Regions from separate parts of the Mus musculus genome. Here region 1 is linked to region 2. The links are chromatin loops, found by intact Hi-C in ENCODE. Cell type or tissue: gastrocnemius. All regions are shown on one strand.

Evidence for each region. Peaks named below come from ENCODE experiments on the same cell type or tissue, not always from the same donor. Only the 100,000 strongest peaks of a DNase experiment are listed, where the experiment ranks them.
Region 1: a loop joins it to region 2, with 2.4 times the contacts of the local background. A loop is called at or near these places in 2 of 42 quality-filtered maps.

Annotation. Positions count from the first base shown.
Region 1 is chr8:127,435,450-127,443,449 of GRCm38, reverse strand. The region is part of intron 20 of Pard3 (par-3 family cell polarity regulator); the gene reads right to left. Gm9909 (a long non-coding RNA gene) reads left to right here. Exons shown (of 3, transcript XR_003947491.1): 3 at 1-703. It overlaps LOC115486907 (a long non-coding RNA gene), which reads left to right and starts at 2,165. Exons shown (of 2, transcript XR_003947489.1): 1 at 2,165-2,362. In gastrocnemius, a CTCF peak has its summit at 4,684; DNase peaks (open chromatin) are centred at 2,230, 3,122, 3,783 and 4,665; H3K4me3 peaks cover 4,133 bases; H3K27ac peaks cover 3,749 bases.
Region 2 is chr8:127,384,321-127,392,320 of GRCm38, reverse strand. It overlaps Pard3 (par-3 family cell polarity regulator), which reads right to left. Exons shown (of 25, transcript NM_001309391.1): 13 at 3,623-3,811; 14 at 2,823-2,993. Among named protein-coding and RNA genes, the nearest start is that of Gm9909, 66 kb to the left of the region's middle. In gastrocnemius, no CTCF peak of the experiment used is centred here; no DNase peak of the experiment used is centred here; H3K27ac peaks cover 847 bases.

The sequences.
Region 1 (8,000 bases), 51 kb before region 2:
GAAGTGGAAGCAGGAGGGTTGAAAGTCAACATCTGATACAACATCAGCTGTGCTTCCTCCGTAGTTATTTGCTGTACATTGCCCATGTGGCTAGAAGGACAGAGATGCTTCTCAGGGAAGAAAGCCCTTTTCCTGGTTACTTGTGCTATATGGAAACAAAGCAGAATGCCGCTTACAGAAGCGTTACTTCTTACAGAACTCACACCTGCAGAACATGGGAACGGAGATGGCTTGCTGGCTAAGAGTACGCACTGCTCTTTCAGAAGACTTGAATTCAGCTCTCATGAGATCACAACTACCTTCAACCCAGCTCCAGAAGATCAGACACACTTTCTCCACTTGCCATACACCACCCCTGCCCATGCCATATGAATAAAAATAAAAGCAAAATCTTAAAAATCAGATCTAAAATAAAGAATTACACGTTTCCTCAATAAAAATTATGGCTACTTTTTGTTTTTTATTTTATTTCCTCTTGAGTCTGAATAGCAGGGACTCTGGAAATAAAAGATATTGAGATCACAGGTGAGGTCATGGTAGATGGTAGTACATTATAAAAAAACAATTTCAAGTGAATAAACTCTTAAAAGTCAACTGGAATGTAGGTCTGTTGATAAAGTGCCTGCCTGGCATGTACAAAGCCTGGTGTTTGATCCCAACCACTGCAAAAGTAAAAGGGAAAGAGAAGAAAAGGGATGGGTAGAAAGGAGGAGGGAGAAGGGAGGAGGTAGGAAGAGGGATGAGGGTGGGGGAAAGGGAGGAGGAAGGGAGGGAGGGAAAGAGAGAATAAACAAAGCTGGTGCTTTGATGACGCCCACTATTTTTGACTTAGGACCTTCTCAGTGAGGGAAATATGAAGAAAGTTTAGAGGCAGGTACTGATTTTGACTCTCACCGAACAAACCTCTGGGAAGGCTATGTATGGAAGACACTAGCTCGAAGCACATGATAAAAAGAAACTCAGTAACCTCACCATAACTCCTCTCTCTGTTCAGGTAAGACACAAACCACAGTCAGCAAGATTTACCCCTAATGTGCTGTTCCAGCAAGTTGTACCTTGGGGAATACTCTACTTAAAAATGAGCCCTTCACATCCTGAACCCTATAATTGGGCTACTGCCGCCGTTCCTGGGATAATCGGTATGAGATACCGTCTCAAAACCAAACAAACAACAAAACGAAATGAGTTAGGAATAATAGCAACAGCAGCAGTGGCCGGTGTCCACCTAACCTCTGATTAGAAACAGTGAGTGGCTTGTGATTCTGGACCATGTGTGTGGTAGAAAAGTAATACCCAGGGATTGGTGTGCAGAGCTAAACACTGAGGGCGGATTCCACCATGCACTCTACTTTCCACTATTAATGCATCTCTAGCATGACCAGGGGGCCGCAAAGGGGATGTGTATGAGCCTTTGAGAAATTTATTTGGGGTATCATGTGTGGGTTATATATACGATGGTCAGCAAACCTGAGCATACTCAGTACTAAAGAGGATGCTTAAAGCAAAGCACTCTATTCAGTTCCTAAGTCATTTTCTGAATGTAGACAAACTTGCTAGCCTAGGCTAGACCCTTCAGCATGAAGTTCCCAGGACAAAATCCAGACTACCCTTTCACGAAGTCCACTGGGGTGGAGCCCACTCATCATGAGGTCAGCACCAGGCATCAAACAGTGGTGGCCCTGCTCTAACTGCTGATGAAAGCGTATCTCACAGTTATTAAAGTCATCATGGATGCTAGGCCTAGGTTTGGGAAAAAACCCACATTCGCCAGCTCTGCATCAGAATCCGTTATCGACAGATGAGGGCGAAACGGTTTCTTTTTCTGCCTGGAGGCTTTTTGTCAGAGGGTTGGATTTTACGCACTCGAGTGACTGTGTTAATGTACAAGTGGTCTTAAGAGTACAGCTGACAGGGTGGGAAAAAAGTAGAGCTTAGATGTGTCAAGGGATAGAAGGCACCCCCTTCAGTGGCTGTCTCCTGCATGAGGCACTGAGAGATTCAGCAACAGGAACTTGGGGACAGTACTGGGTTGGGCCACACTTGGGGACAGTACCCAGTTGGGTCATACCAACTTCCTTCACTGTGGGTGAGCTTCAGCAGGGACTGCCCAGAGGAGCAGTCAAAGTTAATTTTTAACTGTAAGTGCTGACAGGCAGCTGCTCAGTGGTTTGGCTGCTCATTTGCAAGTCCACACCCCTAGGGAGGGCATGCCAAACCAAGCCTGGCCAGAGAGTGATCAACCTTCCTTCATTACAGCCAGGGCGGCTCAGTGGCAGGATTGCAGACGTGACAACTTCTACTTTGCCACCACACTCCAATCAATGTCCAGGAGCTGCTGTATTGCCCAGGGAACGCTTCACAGGTGAACGGGTGGGGATGTGTCTCTGCTGGGAGGGGCTTTCCTAGCAGGGCCAAGCCCAGGGGCTTATCGTCAGCCCTGAAGAGAACCTGGTTTGTTGGTTGGGACATGCCTGTCTCTTAGTACTCCCAGATGGAAGCAGCAGGCTCTGAAGGTCAAAGTCCTAGGTTACATAGTGGTTACATAGTAAGTTTCAAGACAGCTGGGCTATAGAAGCCCTGCCTTAGACTAACAAACAACAACAAAACGAGGACAATTTCAGTCTACTAGCACCCATGATTGTTTTCTTATAAGTAACTATATCAGAATCAACCCTCCGAGAGAGAAAGATGACATCATCTGTAATTGCAAAACAGGAAAAAGGCTTTGGAGCATGTAGTCCAGTGGTGGAGAAGGTGCCTGCCAGACTCAGGGCTATTCCAGAACTAAGCATAAAAACTACTCCCCACCCTCTGGAATTAAAAAAAAAAAAAAGTGAAATTCTTGAGGTTTAAAAGTTCACCTTGAGATGTGGTTCCCACCAGTTATGAGGATAGGGAATGGCTAAGAGTTGCCGAATAAACAGACAGTGGCTAGACACAGAACCAGGACCTCATACATGGTAGAAAAAAATGCTCCAGCACTTAGCCACCTCCCTGGACCCTAAAGGTGAGGCTTGAAGATTCCAGAGAGAACCTCAGCAGGAGACGTGCTGAGTACAGCAGCTTGTCGTGGGCGGAGCCTGAGAGGAGCAACATGCTCTTCTGCACAGTCAGCATCAGGTGGGCAGGCAGAGACAGCCAAGGTAGAATTATCCCTGGGGGAAGGAGTGCAGACAGGTTCTGAGCAGCAGGCAAGGATGACTGTATACTTGTTTCGAGAGCGAAGAACAGAAGAGGTGGAGAACGGTCTGAGGTGCAGGAAAGTGCACGTAAGGAATGGGGTAAATGGCTGGTAGCATTGTGACTGGCACCAGAGCTCTGTGGGACTATCCTGAACAGTAGGAAGAGAATGAGCAGGCTGTGCTTACCGTCAGTGTTGGTGAAGGGATTCTGTCATCACATGAAGGACAGTCACTTAGGAGAGGAGGTATGTTTGATTCAGTAACAAGAGCCTTATGCTCAGTTTTGGAGGATGGGCTGGGGAAGTGTAAGCAAACAGCAGAGTGCTTGCCTAGCGAGCAGGAAGCCTTGGGTTCTATCCCAGAAAAGGGCTGGGTGGGGGAGGAAAGAAAAGAATAACTTGGGGATAACAAAAGAGCTCGGAGGCATAGAGAGAAAACAGTGAGGAAATCAGGCAGAAACGAAACTGGTCAGGACCAAAGGGCACAAACTCCTGTAGCTCAGAGCTAGAACAGGAACACTTGCTTTGGCAGCACACACAATAGCGTTGGGGTGGATTTCACCGCAGCTGTGGCCCATGCACAGGTCCGGCAGCATGGTCCCCAAAAGAGACAAAATGGCTGGCCAGCTTGGCACCTGGCTGGATTTCAGTGTGCACCACCCCCACTTCACAGAGTGATTTGGCAAGTTAAGTCACTTATTGAGCCCCGGTGTTGTTAGTCTCTCTACCCATAAAATGCAGCTAAAAATAGCACCTTCTAGGATTATGGCGAGGATTACATGGGTTAGGGAAAATAATGTTCTCAGCAGATGTACACCAGTTTCAGCAGGCAATGGCCGCTAAATGCCAGCTGCAGCAGGCTGCCCAAGGAAAGTTCTTCCCGTAAAGAAGTCATGGCCTGCATGTGCCCTACAAAGCCAGAAACAGGACCCAGGAGCAGTGCTGTCACCAAACAGAAACGAGCAATGAGTAGAAGGAATGACAGGAGGACAGGTGTTCGCAGTCCACTCAGCCCAGCCCATCTGTTACTATGGAGACCAAGAATATGATGTCATCTTTCTCTTCCTGAGATAAGGGGGGGTCCTGTAGTGTAGGGTGACTTTGACCTTCCTATCCTTCAGCCTTCATCCCCACCCCACCCCCGCCCTCCACTCCCAGTAATAGGTCTACATGTATGCTCAATCGATACAGTGTGGGCCCACAGAGCCACATCCCTGGATCCCCTTAGTTTTCTTTTGCAAAGACAGAAAATAGTTACATAAGGAGAGATAGAGAGCCTGGGGGTGGGGAGCAGTTAATCACAATATAAATATTATAAATATTATGGAAAGAGAGGGTAAGGAGGTGTGGCTGTCATCGCCCTGTCAAACCACACCTCATTTAGGAGTGCCTGAAGATTCTGAGCTGCAGGAGTGGGTTAGGTCCCAGCTGAGTTCACACAGCGGCAGCATGTGCATTACAGGTTGCCCTGCAGGAGACTGTAACAGCTCCAGAGCACCCCCTGTTGTCAAGGCACATGTGTGCCTGCATGTGTGAATTGCCATCCAGGGAGAAAAATACCTGATGCTGACATAAGCCGCAGTGGCTGCTCACACCCTTTGAGGGTGCTTGGCTTGAGGGAAGGATCCTACCTCATTTTCTGAATCTGATGCTTTGAATCTTAGCAACACCCTCATGTGGCAACTGTAGCATTACATCATGCTTGAATCCATCACCACTGGAGCATACAGCCTAAGACCTGGGTGCTATGAATAGCCCAACATGTGGGAATGCACATGGCTTAGATACCTTCTGTGCAAGGCTGGACACAGAAGAAAACATCTATCATAACATGTAACAGACATGCAACATGTTACATAAAGTGGAAATACCCTGTAGGATATCTGCTTAGTGCCAGGACACACATGTGCAAGGCAGATGTGAACAATGGGATGCTCTTCCAAAGGTGGCACTGGCATTGCCACAAATGCATGGTTCCTTCAGACAAGAGTGTCTCGATTACCCGTCTACTGCTTACTACACTGGTCTGGGTTGCTCAATACTTGCTGCCACTGTCTAGGTTTAAAAGAAGTTGACCCGTATGAGAAAGGACAAGGGTGTAGGTTTCTAGGAAGTAGCTAGGAACACTGGCCAGAGAACGAGATACATGAAAAAGGGAATTTTGGAAAGCCAGCTAAAGGAAGGTGCTCCCAAGGCCATCATCCTGAGGTCAAGGAGTGCCAGGTGATACAGATCAGCTCAGGAATGCAGTAGGGAGTGCCATCTTGCTTAGTGTGGTTCTGATGCTAGTGACTGAATTCTGCCAGCACCTGGATCTGCAAAGTCCTGCTTAGAAGGCTACCCTTTATGGCTTAGGGTGTAAAACTCCACTTACAGTTAATGATCCAGGAACCAGGGGTATGTTTATACTGGCTTCTGGGGGAATGTTTGATGGCTGCTCTGAGGAGAGGCTGTTCAGAGGTCAGGCACTCTGAACAGTCCCAGAGAACTGGGTAGAGCTGCCCCAAAGGCTGTAGAAGAAACCGTAAGCACAAAGGTGGAAGTCGAGAAAGGAGTTATGCTCAGTTAACTTCTGTTAGAATTCCTGGGTACTGTGTACCAGTCGGCCAAGGCTTCACCCTTGTCCTTCCTCAAGGCAGGTGAAGAATCTAACATTCTCTGCCATTGTCAACTTTAACCCAAGGAAGCAGTTACTCATAGGCACCAGCCAGTGGAAAGGAGAAAAGAGACACTGTAACAAGAAGTGTGGCAGGAAGTGTCAATGTAGCTGAGTGCAGTTTGCAGTTTTAGATCCACCACCCTGTAAAGCAAAAATACCACAGATTTAACAGTGAAGCCATCTGTGTGTGTGTGTGTGTGTGTGTGTGTGTGTGTGTGTGTGTGTAGGTGGGAAGGATATTCAGGTAGGGGGTTAGAAAGATAGAAAGAAGAGGTTCTGGTGCTAGGTGATGTCAGAGAGGAAGAGGCCAGTAATAGATGGCCTTCAGGGATGTAGAAGAGGAAAGATTAGCATCACAGATCAGGTGATGCTCTGGGGTTGGGGGTGGGGAACAGGGTGATGTGGAAAGCCAGAGTGTTTGCTGATGGACTTACTACAGTTTCTAGCTTCCACCTGTAATGGGCATTGTTCAAACCAGCAAGGGTACATGCTGCAGGCATGGGCCAAAAGATCAAAAATACTCAGGCCTTCTACTTCCACTCCCCAGTCAACTCCAAAAGTTGCCCCATAGATACCTTCTTGCAGCCTCCATTTTTGACTCTAGTCATTGACAAGCTGCCTTCTGTGGCCACAGTGGGACCCACACAAGATGTGAATCCTCAGGTTAATAGACTGGGGCTAGAACAAGGTTCTACATATTCACAAGCCTACTGTTTGATATAAGGACTGCTATTAAGAGTTGTCCCAACGCTTTGGAGCTAATCAAGAGAAGAAGAGAGCCATGCAAAGGGAAGAGGCAGATATACAGCTCTGGGGGCAAACAGAGACCAGAGTCTTGCAGCCACCAGCCCATACCCAAGCATAAATGTCAAAGAGAGTACTGCCCATCCAGAGCTCAAAGCAGGTGCCTCAATTAAAGGTATAAACTTGGGAGTCCTCTCCTTAGCCTGGGAACCTGAAGGCTCTGTTCCAGATAACATCTACTCTCTATGCTACTGAAAATGAGGAAGAAAACAGAATAGAGAAGGGAAGAAAGGGGCTGGAGAGATGGCTCAGCCCTTAAAGGCGAGTCTCAAAACCAAAAATGTAAGAGAAGGGGAGAGAGGACAGGTCCTGCAGAACCCCAGCACTAGAGGACTAGATGGCACAGGATTAGGCAGTAAAGCGAACAGAGCAGACAGCAAGCCCATGGGCCCAGCATAGGCTTGGAAGAGTGAAAGCATCAGAATGGAGACTGCTGGAGAGCTTTGCAGAGCAGGACCAGAGGGAGACTTAGTGAAAGGGTTCAAGGGAAAAGGGGAATGGTTCAAAATATGGTTCATTCAGGAGGATGCCTGACATGCACAAGGCTCTGGCTCAGCTCCCAGCACCACATAAACGGGGTGTGGTGGTACACACCCATCACCCCAGCACTCAGGAGGTGCTGCAGGAAGATCAGATATTCAAGGTCACTCTTGTTGACTACACAGGAAGGAAGTTAGAGTCTAGCCTGATCTACATAAGACCGGCAGGGGCGTGTATGAAAATGGAGACAGCAAAGAGTTTGCTGTGACGAGAAGGAAAAAGAAGGCGTTGGAGGGGAGGTAGAGCTGAGGGATTCTTCTCCATGATAGAGGATGGTCGTAGGATACAGGACAGTGTGGGTAATCAGCCGGGGAAGATGCAGGGTGAAGAAGGAAACATTAGTTACAGGGCCTGGAGGAGGCCATCAAGGGCCTGAGTGGCTCCAAAACCCTCCACACCACTGAAAGCATGTGCAGGACCCCAGAACACCACAAAACTCAAGCGTGAAGGCCAAGAGCAGGTCTCACAGCTGTTCAACTACGAGGGGAAACTCAACCTTCTGTTTCTAAATAAGCAATTATTAAACATACACCAGAAGAAAGCCATAAGCTACCCAGTTATGTAGGACATCGGGGCTTCCAGACACTTCCTTAAAAGTCCCTTGAGAAGACTAAACAATTACTTTGTATATTAATCTGTGGCTTGATAGATAAAAACACATTTTGGAATAAGGTCTGCTTGATCTATCACATTAAATGTAAAAGATACAGAGCCTCCAATGGCACAGATAAAAGCGCCACACTGATGGGGAAGCTGCAGAGCCTGTCTCTAGTACATCTTTCAGCGGTGTGATAGCATTTATTTACCCTGCATTAT
Region 2 (8,000 bases):
AAGGTGACTAGTTCCCTTATATTTTTCTCATGAAAAATGTTGGGATTTTGTGAGACACAGACTGTGCAGGTAAGGAACAAGCTTGGGAACATATGCAGAGAAGATCAACCTGGGAAGAGTGTGAGGCTCACATACACAGGAAGGACAGGAAGTAGAGCCAGAGACTCACAGCAGATGGAAAGAGAGCAGAGGTTAGAACTCCAAAATCAAGCAAAGCAGACCAGAGGCGCTGCTCAGGAGACCCTTGCATGCTGCAGAACGACCAGAAATATAGGTTTCAAACAGCAACTAGTGCGGAGATCAGATATAAGGCTATGTTGATGTTAGGCAGACAGCCTACATAGAGAGGCTATGGAGATAGGTAAGTGCTTTTCCAGGGTTTTTTGGGTGTGAGGCAAGCACTTTGGGTAGGGGTGAGAAGGAAAGAGCTCAGTGGATAATGTCTTTGTGCAGTAAACACAAGGACTTGAGTTCAGAGTCTCAGCGCTTGTGTAAAACCAAGTCACAGCAGTACTTTCAGTAAAGTGTGGTGCTGGAGAGTAGGAGACAGGTGGAGAGAGATCCCAGGCAGATCTCAGGCAGATCCCAGGGACTTACAGGCCAGCCAGTCTAGCCAAACTGGAAAACTGTGATTCCAGAGAGACCCTGCCTCAATGAATATCATAGATAAGCAAATGCATGTGTGCTATATGCATACACCAACACCCCCACACATACACACAATATAGCACCCCAAAAATGAGGAACAGAACCGTGTTGCCAATACAGAAGCTCCTTTTCATGAATTCCTGTCTTTTCTAGGAGAACATCAAGAATAAAAAGCCTTGAACATCAAGAGACTTCGGTGAGATACTATGCTACTGTCTCAGACTGGACTCGCACACCTACAAGGAGCTCAAGAACATTACTGTAGACTGGGACCCAAACGTGACAGCAGGATGGCCTATGGGGACACCAATATTTACTGTAGCATAATTTACACAATCCTTCCACGATGACTCGGACAGAAAATGTTTTTGGAAGTGATATAAATCTCACACCAGCAAAAAGCACACGTGAGGCCTACTGGGAACCCTAACTGCACTCCTTTGGCTGCATAATTCTTTGGTCAAATACTCTCAGTACAAATAGCTTCTCCATACTTACTCAGCACCTTACACACACACACACACACAAACACACACACTTAACTATAAGCTACTGTGTCCTAAGAAACATTAAGAACCAGCCATATAGAAAATGATAACAGAGAAACACAGTCAGCTATGTGGATCATGGCTGCTCCCACACTTAAATCTTCTTCATTCACGTAAATTCAAACGTAGAAGTAAATGTGACAGGGATATTTCAGTAGGGAATCTAGACTCACATCTTTCATAGGGCAAAATGGAATAAATCAGTGCCTTTATCAAAACATTTTCAAGCTGGTGCACGTTTGCCTTACTCTTGGGGAATCAGAATCCTACAGAAACAGAATGATCTTTGTTACTCTTTATTGCAAAACTCTCCCACACTATTCCATATTCAGGGTGTGTGTGTGTGTGTGTGTGTGTGTGTGTGTGTGTGTTTATGTGAGAGTATGTGTGAGTATATATATATATATGAATGTGTGTGTTTGGGGGGGGGCGTATGCATGCATCCATGCATGTATGTATGTGTGTGTACATGCCAGCAGTTGATACCCTCTATGGCTCTGTGCTTTATTTTATCTGAGTCAGAATCTCTTATTGAACCTGGGGCTCAGAGATGCAGCCAGATGGATGGCCAGTGAGCTCCAGAACCCATGGATTCTTTTGTCTCTATGTATCTGGGATGGAAGTCCTTATGTTTGTGCAGCAGCATCTTCCCTCTCTGCTGTCTTCTTAGCCTCTGGATCGTGCTTTTTAAAAGCTATGATACTTTTGTGAATACACACTGCTGTGTTCTCAGAACCTATCAAAATTTCTAACATACAGAAGATGTTTAATACATATCTGTCCGCTGACCACTATCCTTGGGAATTGGAAACAACTCATTTCTCTAAATAACTACTTAATATAGATACGTGTGTTGTACACCATTCTGAGAACTATTCACAAGCATCTACATAACTTGGAATAAAAATACCAAACAATGATTTGACAAAACATAACCACTGTTCAAGACATCACTGAAAGGCTGAGATGCAAGTCAGTAAGAACACATGACCAGCCAGTGTAATATCTGGAATCCACCCCTTAGCACCACTAGTAGAATAAAGAGGGGCAGTCCTGTGGGCAACAAGACTCTCAGGATCAAATTTGAATTCTTCCCATTTAAAAGAATAACTAAGGCTTTCAGTTAATGTTATATTGATCCTTGTTGTAAAAATTAGCTTAATAATTATGCCTATTTCATTCTACATTTGGCAAATAAAAACAATACAAGTATGTGTTGGTTTGAATAGGAAAGGCCTTCATAGTCTCATATATGTGAAGCTTAGTCACTAGGAAGTGGCATTATTTGAAAGGATTAGAAGGATTAAGAGATCTGGCCTTGCTACAGCAAGTATGTCATAAGGCTGGGGCTATAGCTCAGTTCATAGAGCATTTGTCTAGAATAAGCCCTAGGTTTGGTCCCCTCTATTGCATAAGCAAAAATGATGGTGCATACTTGTAACTCCAGCACTGGAGAAGTGGAGCTAGAGGATCTGAAGTTTAAAGTCATCCTCCACAGAAAGTTCAGACTATGCTGGGTCACATGAGACAATGTTTGAAAACAAGATGTTCTCCTGACAAACCCGCACAATCTCATAGAGCCAAAGAGATAAATGATGGCTCTCCCAGGCATCATCCTCTGTTTACCTCGTTACATCTGCTGATCCGCCTCGCCACAATGAGCTGGATCATGCCACGCTTGTTGCCCTCGGTGGACATGGACCTCCGTAGAGTCTCCATGGCTTCCTGGTTGGCTTTGCCCAGTAGAGATTCTCCATTCACAGCTATCAGCTGGTCATTTACCCTCAGCCTTCCATCCTGTGAAGAAGGCAAGTGAGGATTGCTGAGCAGTCTGCAAGAAACTGCTTTTCTGAAAGTTTAAATTAAAACAAAAAAGGAAAGAAAAAGGGATCTGGGGGCTTTCATCTCATTGTAAGCAGCTGCTGTAGCCTCTGTCTATTTCAGCCTTTTAGACATTCCCAAGCCATTATTATAATCTGTTAACCAAATGGAATACTAATTCAAAGGACACAAAGTGATCATCATGGGCTTGCTTGCTTTCAGAAACAGCCATCAAGGTGGTTTATAAATGAGATCCATGAAGATCAAGACAACTGTAGAAAATTGTCTTCCATAAACAGCTAGGAAACTCACTCTAGGTCTAGAAGGAGCAAACGTCCTCCAAAGATGGGGAGGAAAAAGATACCTTCTCCCCAGCCCAGGACTCATGCTTTGCCTTCACACATTATTATCACTGAACTAATAAGACTACAGATGAGATAGAATGAAGAGTGAGAGTAATGAGCTCCAACCCACAAATGTTCACCTAAATAGAGGATCTATAAAGAGAGAAAATGTTACTAAAAGAACGTATCGGTCATGGGTAGGGGTAGGGCGGGTGAGAAACCTCGCCAGCAGTGGGATGAACGAAAATGACCGGCTCTTACTTTAGATGCAGCTCCACCATTGATAATGGATTTAACGAAGATCCCCAAATCTGCGTGGTTCTCTTTGGAACGGTTCCCCTTGACACTGACACCAAGCCCTGCAGATCCTGAGTCATTCAGTGGAACTTCAAAAGTCAGAAACTCCCTGGTACCATCGGGTGTGAGAACAACGTCCTCATCTTCAGCTTTCTAAAAGGGAAAAGAATTGCACAGGGTATTAAAATACTAATGCCTCTTTCTCTAGCTACTACACGAAAGATCTCTATTGACAAGTTCTCTAATGAGAATAGGCAGGTTTCCTTCCTTGATAAGATCCATGAGGATGGCACAACTGGCTTTCAAGATGCCCCCTGGGCCTGGTAGTGAGGAGCTTCAGGCCATGCTTACATCAGTGTTGTACCAAACCTGCAAGTGACTCTAAGAAACACAGGGATAACACAAAAGAGATATACAGACTCCTAAAGTCTGGGGCTAGTCTGCAAAGTCTTTGTACTATTCTGTCTTTGCTATGTAAAACAACTTTTAAAAAGCCAAGATAAGCAAATCATTTGTCTTTGCATGGAGGGTTTCCAGTCATCAGCAGTTAGTTCAATATTCACTGATACTGTGTCCATTTTATGCATAGGCAATATCAAAAACCCAATGATACAAAGCTAGCCAGGAAAGGTGTTCAGATTTAGGGCCAGTGCTGAGCTATAACCAGCAACATCTGGGAGACAAGATAGAACCGAATAACATCTGGGAAGAGATTTCCATAATCTCACAATCACACATCGTATCACTGGCGAATATCACATAAGCACCGTTGTTTAATTAATTAGCCATGTACAACTCTTTGGTTTCCTAACTGAAGACGCTCAAAGAAAGTCTTTCAAGATCCCACACAGTTAGGATATATAAACCCTTGTTCACCCCCCCCCTCCTTAAAGTAGAGGAAGAAATGAAAAATGAATCTATAACCCAATGGGAGTATGGTGTGAGGCCACATTCTATTACTAAATGCAAGTTCAGTACCCAAGAAGAAAGGGCAGGTTGCTGTCCAGGTCCTCAGCAACCTCACCAAGGTGAAACACACCATCTCGGCATCTGCCATCTCAAGTGGAAAAACAGACTTCTGCAGCATCAGCCTTAGAATACTTAGGACTCAGTGAAGCCTGCAAAGTAGTCCTCCCGTTTCCCAAATTGGAAAGACAGCTGTAGCGTCCTTTTTAGTCATTTAAAGTGGACCATCAGTTACAGTGGTGAACTGTCACCCTAGATGGACAGCTTTCAAACGACTCTCAGTTCCTCATAAAACTTGGCTATTATAGAGGATAGGAACAGGCCTTTCTTTTTTTTTGTATCCTATCCAATTTTTGAAAAAAATTCTAAGTGCCTAAATCAAGTAACAATAAAATAATTTAAAAATGAATTTGAGGCGTTTCAAATGTGTATGTGTGTGTGTGTGTATGTCTGTGTGCATACATGTTTGTGCCACTGGTGATAAAGCAGGGGCCTCATGAAAGGCAGTTTAGAAGCTCCTAGCCTACATGGCCAGCCATGCAGGAGTGCATTCTTGGAAACATTTCAAAGAATAGCTGGACAGTGAGTAAGGAGGAGTCAGTTTTCAGTGATATAAAAACTGCAACCTTTTTAGAACATGGTTAGTATGCAGTAATAACAAAAAATAAATGTTTAAAGGATAGTGTCAATATAAAGTAAATATTTACCATCTGACTGAGCTTCTCTGCTCTTTGTAACCACTTCATCTCTACAATATTCCCAGAGAATTATGGTTCAAATCAATAAAACTAATGAACTGGAGACAAACCAAGGTCAAGTAACTGTATCAAAATATTGATATATCACACATTTATTATACAGAAATATCTTTATACCCATGCAATGCTCTATAAATGCTAATTTTCACTTCATTTTTCATTTCTCTAATCTATGTGTATCAAAAACAAAACACTAGGTAATTATTCTATAAATGTCTACTGTTGCAGTCTTACTGTAAATGCAAAAATATACCATCTGGAAGCTGGGAGCATCTCAATGCAAAAGCACCGGCCTAGCAAACATGTAAAAGAAACCGTGCTCACATCAGCATCACAAACAACCGAAGTAATAATATCTCTCATGTGGGAGATTTCAGTAATCAAAAGGAAAAAAAAAAAACAGCATCTATAACTCCAAGCCACACCACTGTCCGCTTGTATTTGGAATTCAGAAACAATTAGAAGACAAATAGATTTTACTGAGAATGCTGCGTTTGAAAAGCCATGGATACAGTAGGTTCTTGGGCTTTGCTAAATTCAAGGAATCACAGCTGTGTTTTATGCACACAGGGACTCAACCATTACCAATTCTTTTCTCCAATCCAGAGGACCTTAACTGTCATTGGCGGATTTAGATCTTCAGTTTGGCTTTCTCATGTTTACTGATTCCAACATTTCCATAATGATTTTACAAAAGCTTAAAATTCTCGGTTTTGTTGGATTTTTTCCCCCTACTTGAAAAATCAAGACAAGGAGCTGAGTGAATTCATGAAGAAAAAGGCTAATCAAGGTGGGAGCGCTCCCCCACTGCCTTGCTTGGCAGTTTCACTTACTGTGAAAACCTGCAAGAGACCGTGGGGGTGGGGTGGGAGGGTCTTCTCTTATGGTTCTTGTATCAAACCTTGAGACTTTATTGTCATTAAGAACATTGAAGGGAGGCACTGTCAGCCTCATTAGCATTTCATTATTAATCCACTTGGCGCTTGAAGGAGACTGAAATTAACACCAGCTTTTAGAAATTTAGGGTTTGGGGGAAGCAGTAACTTTTAAAAGCTTGCTCTTCAAAAACCATTTTGAGATGCAACATCATAAAAATCCCCACAATGCTGACCTAGTGCAGGGAGCTCCGTGCTCAGGCAGAGTAGAAACCACTCTCTACTTCCTTGTTGTGCCCTCTGAAGCTGTGTCCCTTCGACTAAAGGGTTCTAGTTTGCACTTCGGCACAAAGGTTAACACGTTCTCCAACATGCTTCAGCTGGTTTGCTTGCTCTCTCACACACATGGGCAGTGGGTATCTACTGTGTGCATGTCTGTAGAGCATGAACGAGTTCCCATCAAACTTGACTACAGTTCTCCCCTGCATGCTTCTCCATTGGCAAATTTGCCTTTAATGTCCAGAAAACAAAGGTGTTTTGTTTTGTTTTGGCCAAGCCTATTAGAAATGGGGGTTCTGCCTAATGTGCCCTGTGAAAGCTATCGAGTTTCCCATAATCCTCAGAGAAGAATGTCCAATGAGGAAGAAAAATGACCAACAGCCTTCTTCATTCCCTACCTAGTGTTTTCTCTTCTGTTAACACTAGTCCCTGTAGCTGAGATCCTGACTGCCCAGGAGGGACTGTGGATGTACAGTGAACTTCATCACATCAATCATTCCTAAAGAAGGGGAAGCGACTATCAAATCTCTGGGTCGATGAAATGCATAAAATATAGCAAAGAAAACAAAGGGGGGAAAAGTCGTAGATACAGAGCACAGTAAGATGGGAGAAGCACATGGAGACAGCCGTGATATGTTCACAAAGCTCTTACACAGGAGTCCTGCTCCACTGAGTCCTTAGCCTGTAAACTCCTGGAGGATCCATAATCAGGGAGAGATACTTCAAATTCAAATGAGAGGGGAGGAAGCCATTCAGTAAGAAAGAATGGGTCAATAATAGGCAGTCCCCTTTTGCAAACTCCAATTGTTAAAGGCATTCTTCAGAGCTATGATATTTAACAATGTGCTGAACTGGATGGGTTTCTGCTGGGCACAGTGGTGCAAAACTAAACTTAGAGCTCAGGAGGCTGAGGCAGGAAGACCCTGAGAACAAGGGCAACCTGAACTACAGGAAGGAAGGAAGGAAGGAAGGAAGGAAGGAAGGAAGGAAGGAAGGAAGGAAGGAAGGAAGGAAGGAGAGAGATAAGGATATATGTACATACACCCAGGAATGACAGGTGAATGTATAAACAGACAGAGCAACTATAGAGGCAATTTGAGAGCCTCTAAGCTTGTGTATTGTATCTTGAGTTGACAACTGACTGTGGATATGTACAGAGATTTGTGGGGATGCTATCTGCCTTTATTACAACTGCCCCAAATAGAGACGAAAGATGAATTTTATGTTCCCTATTTGAGCCCATCTTTCTGAGATTCACTATTTAGACTGCTTATTCACTATTATTTTTGTAGTTACTGGGGGTTGAACTCAGGGTATTGTTCATTCTAAGATCTCTGTCTTTGTTCACCTCTCCCCATAAGCCAGATCCCCTTCCCCCACTTGTTTTGTTTTGTTGTTTGAGACATGGTCTTTCAAGTTTCCTAGACTTGCCGACTCCACAGTATACCATGCAGGACTTGGCAC